Linked DNA regions of Homo sapiens: region 1 is linked to region 2. Evidence: chromatin loops called from intact Hi-C (ENCODE). Cell type or tissue: GM12878. All regions are shown on one strand.

Region 1 (2,500 bases), 110 kb before region 2:
GGTTGGTGGCCGGTGAGGCCTCTCTTCCCGGCTTATAAATGCCCTCTTCTCCCTGTGTCCTCACATGGCCTTTCCTCTGTGTGGGCCAGGAGAGAGCCAGCTCTGGAGCCTCTTCCTCTTCCTGTAAGGATACCAGCCCTGTGGGATTAGGGCCCGACCCTTACTCCCTCATTGGCCTTCATTATCTCCTTAAAGGCCCTATCTCCAAATACTCAACTTATGAACTAGGGAGTGCAGGGGGAGCACAAGTCAGTCCATAACAGGGTGGGAAGCCAGTTAGGAGGTTAATGTGTTCAAAGAGGGGAAATGCTGATCGCTGGGACCAGGTGTCAGCAATAAAAATGGGGGACTACTGAGCAGAAAAGTTCACCAGAATCAGTGGTGGACTGAGAGAGGAGGAAAGATGAGGTGTCAGGAATAACTTCCAGGTTTCTACAATGATCATGGTGGCTCCCATAAAGAGATGTCTACATCCTAACCCCTGGGACCTGTGAATGGGACCTTATTTGGCAAAAGGGTCTTTGCAAACATTACATTGAGGATCTCAAGATGAGACATCCTGCATTGTCCAAGTGGGTCCTGAATCTGATGATACATTGCCTTATAAAAGAAGAGCAGAAGGACAGACACAGAGAAGGTAACGTGAAGAGATTGGAGTCATGTGGCCACAAGGAGCCACTGGAAGCTGTCAAAGCAAGAAAGGACTTTACCCCAGAGCCCTCAGAGGGAGTGCAGTCCTGCTGACACTTTGACTTTGGGTACCTGGCCTACAGAACTGTGAAAGAATAAATTCCCCTACTTTTAAGGCAAGCTGGTGATAATTTGCTAAGGCAGCCCTAAGCAACTGATAACAAGGAGCACTTGAATGGGTGAGAGAGGGAAACCGGAGGGGCTCAGGTCTTGTGGGATAGGAGGGTGGGTATGAGTTTACACGTAAAAATTCAGAAATTGTGGTGGCTTTCAGATATCAGGAGGTGAAAGGGCCGTAGCTGGGCTTACAGTAAATACTCATCAATTCATAGTTGTTATCATCATTTACTTTTAGAGTACGCCTACATTAGAAGTGATTGCTCCTCTCAAGCATATCTGAATTTCCTGGAGTACTGGGGTGGCAGTTTCAAGCTCTGCCAGCACCACAGCAAAGCTTAGCTCTTTTCTTGCAACACCCTTGTTTGGGGATGAATATTTCCTGGTACAAAGTTCTATTTGAATCACTTCTCCGCCTATTGGTTAAGATCAAGTGTAAAGCTCTGTTTGCACTTCTTCACCTCCAGCTGATGCCAACCTCGTACCCACCCAGAAGTCTACATCACAGGCTTCCTGGGAGAGCCAAGGGGAGGCACAGCCCACTCTTCCCTCCTCCCCTCCTTCGTTCCATGCCCGCACGACTCCATTCCCAGCAGAAGTCCGCCATCTTGTGGACACATACAATTCCAACAGCCCAGGCCAAAATCAGAAAGTCAAGATCAGAGAGAAGATGGCTTCAAAGTCACTCAACTTCTCTTCCTACCTCCAAATACAGCTTCATCTAATTGGCTCTAAAAGTCAAGGGCATGAGTGGAGAATCTTCCTGGTCTTTAAAATAGCTAAGACATAAGAAGAATGGCATCAAAGGAGGACCTCAAACATCACCCCTTCAGCCTTTGGAGAATTGAGCCCCTGGTCTACAGATGACCCCTTCCACCCTCTCCAGTTCATGGAAACAGGGTAGCTGTTGAGTTAAATGCTCCACTCTCATGGGAGAGAGAGCCCACTTCACTCACTCCCTTCATAAACCTGCAGAAGGCCTCACCATGAGCTTGAAGAAGTCTAATTTCTGACTCACTTATTGCTTAACCAGGGTACTTAAAAGCTAGTGTATGCCTTTGTTTCTCTATCCATAAAATGGGGATGATAGTACTATCTACCTAATAGATCTGTTGTGGGCACAAGACGAGTTAATATATATGAAGTGATTAGAATACTGCCTAACTCAGTAAATTCAAGACGCTACCTATTACATCCCCCACCACCAAACCCAATATTCCTACAACATTTCATTGTATCCCCACTCACCTTGGATATTGTTTATATCCAGGTATGTCAGGTGCTACTGGAGAGAAGAAAAAATTAACAGGTTATAGTCCTTACCTTCTGAAATTTGTGGCATAGTCTAGGAGCATGAACAACACACATACACACAGAACAATTATTGCGAGATTAAAACTAAGAATTTCCAGCCAAGTGCGGTGGCTCACGCCTGTAATCCCAGCACTTTGGGAGGCCGAGGTGGGCGGATCACCTAAGGTTAGGAGTTCAAGACCAGCTTGACCAACATGGAGAAACCCCATCTCTATTAAAAATACAAAAAAATTAGCTGGGTGTGGTGGCGCATGCCTGTAATCCCAGCTTCTCGGGAGGCTGAGGCAGGAGAATCGCTTGAACCCAGGAGGTGGAGGTTGCAGTGAGCCAAGATCCTGCCATTGCATTCCAGGCTGGACAGCAAGAGCGAAACTCTGTC
Region 2 (2,500 bases):
TAGGCTGGGCACAGTGGTGCACGCCTGTAGTCCCAGCGCTCTGGGAGACTGAGGCAAGAGGCTCACTTGAGCCCAGGAGTTTGATACCAGCCTGGGCAATATAGCAAAACCTTATCTCTACAAAAAAAATAAAAATTAGCTAGGCATGGTGGCACAAGCCTGTGGTCTCAGCTACTTGGGAGGCTGAGATGGGAGGATTGCTTTCCAGGAGGCAGAGGTTACAGTGAGCTGAGATCACGCAACTGCACACCAGCTTGGGTGACAGAACAAGACCCTGTCTCAAAACAAACAAAACAAAACAAAACAAAAACAAACAAACAAACAAACAAAACTCAGAGATGCAGATGAGGCTCGTGGTCCTAACGCCTCAACTTCAAATAGAATGTTCGTTTTTCTCTGGCTAGGATACGCAGCTCCACCTGGATGATGCCCTCCGGGGCCAGGAGGACCTGAAGGAGCAGCTGGCGATTGTGGAGCGCAGAGCCAACCTGCTGCAGGCCGAGGTGGAGGAGCTGCGGGCTACTCTGGAGCAGACGGAGAGGGCCCGGAAACTGGCGGAACAGGAGCTCCTGGACTCCAACGAGAGGGTGCAGCTGCTGCATACCCAGGTGAGGGGAGGGAGAGGAAGAGAGGCGAGGTTCCAGCCTCATACGCACCTGGTTAACAGCCCTCCTCTTGCCCTAGAACACCAGCCTCATCCACACCAAGAAGAAGCTGGAGACAGACCTCATGCAGCTCCAGAGTGAGGTAGAAGATGCCAGCAGGGATGCAAGGAACGCTGAGGAGAAGGCCAAGAAGGCCATCACGGACGTAAGGCGTCTCCTTCCTGCTGCCCTCGGGCTGCCGGGATTGCATTGCATTAAAGCCCTCACATAGTTAGACAGGTGCGGTCTCCCCCAGCCACACCTGGTGCACATTCTGCTCCCCGAGGGCTCCCATCTCCGCTCAAACTCCCCTGTTCCCTCCTGCACTTTAGAAGAAGGGCATAAGAAAAAAAGGCAGGAAGGGATTATATCCTAGTAGTTCTGCCTGTGGAGAGGTGTGCATGTCTTTCCTTCAACATCTGACTTATTCCAAATATGAAAACAAGAACCTGAGGTGTTAATATCCCACACATTTTTCCCTTCCTGGGTCTCCGAGGCTTTCTCCCGGCGGCCCACCGCGCTAATGGCGCCACCTGCTGCCTGGCGGGAGAACTTTACCTCGAAGCGATTTTGTTGTTCCTGTACAGCCTTAATTCTCCAGAGGCCTTCCCTTAATCTCACTATCCCCAAATCTATGAGGCTGAGTATCAAGTCAGACTACTCTAAGTCTCAAGCTCCTTTGAAAATATATATTGGTGGTAATGAAAAAAGAATTTCCCTGGGGCAGGGGAGAGTTTCAAAGGAGGCCAGCTTAAGAAAGGGAAGAAACTGTTTCCCAGCCTGTCGCTAAAGTTCTCATTGCCTCATTGATTAGGTTATTTTATCTACTGGGTGTAGCTCTGGCCCTCTTCCAGGGTGGCAGAGTGTGCTTCATCACAGTCTCACCCGTTGTCCTTTTTCTTTCTTTCTTTCTTCCCCCACCCCCGAGATGGAGTTTCACTCTTATTGACCAGGCTGGAGTGCAATGGCGAGATCTCGGCTCACTGCAACCTCCTCCTCCTGGGTTCAAGCAACTCTCCTGCCTCAGCCTCCGGAGTAGCTGGGAATACGGGCATCTGCCACCACGCCCAGCTAATTTTTTGTATTTTTAGTAGAGATGGGCTTTCACCATGTTGAGCAGGCTGGTCTTGAACTCCTGACCTCAGGTGATCCACCCGCCTTGGCCTCCCAAAGTGCTGGGATTACAGACGTGAGCCACCGCGCCTGGCCTGTCCTTTTTCTTTAGCATGGTCTCTGGTCCTCCGAGGTCCCCAGGTTTTGACAGTTCCAAGGCACTGGAGCTTCCTCTGCATCCTAGCAAGTCCCATGTGCTTTTCAGGCTGCCATGATGGCGGAGGAGCTGAAGAAGGAGCAGGACACCAGCGCCCACCTTGAGCGGATGAAGAAGAACCTGGAACAGACGGTGAAGGACCTGCAGCATCGTCTAGATGAGGCCGAGCAGCTGGCGCTGAAGGGCGGGAAGAAGCAGATCCAGAAACTGGAGACCAGGGTGTGTGCAGGAGGAACCCCGCCTGCGCTGAGCTTTCCAGCCTCCCAATCACGCTGCAGCCCCAGACTAATTTCCCCACCCTCTCCCCCAGATCCGAGAGCTGGAGTTTGAACTTGAGGGAGAGCAGAAGAAGAACACAGAGTCTGTTAAGGGCCTGAGGAAGTATGAGCGGAGGGTCAAGGAGCTGACGTACCAGGTAAGTGGAACGCAAACGCCATGATCGTGTCCTCTGTGACGTGCAGATTCTCCATCAAACCACAGGAAGAAACACTTTGGCCCAGAAAGCTGCCCATGCCGTGTGCAAATCTGCCCCCTCCTCTCCAGTGACATTCCCACTTTCTCATTCTTAGAGTGAAGAGGACAGGAA

The links. Peaks named below come from ENCODE experiments on the same cell type or tissue, not always from the same donor. Only the 100,000 strongest peaks of a DNase experiment are listed, where the experiment ranks them.
Region 1: it touches region 2 in a loop (2.3-fold over the local background); 10 of 110 quality-filtered maps call a loop at or near these places.

Annotation. Positions count from the first base shown.
Region 1 is chr17:10,736,194-10,738,693 of GRCh38, reverse strand. All of the region lies in intron 1 of TMEM220-AS1 (TMEM220 antisense RNA 1), which reads right to left. Among named protein-coding and RNA genes, the nearest start is that of TMEM220, 7.4 kb to the right of the region's middle. In GM12878, a CTCF peak has its summit at 1,411 (motif pointing left); no DNase peak of the experiment used is centred here.
Region 2 is chr17:10,629,921-10,632,420 of GRCh38, reverse strand. It overlaps MYH3 (myosin heavy chain 3), which reads left to right. Exons shown (of 41, transcript NM_002470.4): 35 at 405-608; 36 at 685-810; 37 at 1,963-2,133; 38 at 2,225-2,329; 39 at 2,484-2,500. It overlaps LOC124903927 (a long non-coding RNA gene), which reads right to left and starts at 1,789. Exons shown (of 3, transcript XR_007065620.1): 1 at 1,753-1,789; 2 at 657-840. In GM12878, a CTCF peak has its summit at 1,180 (motif pointing left); no DNase peak of the experiment used is centred here.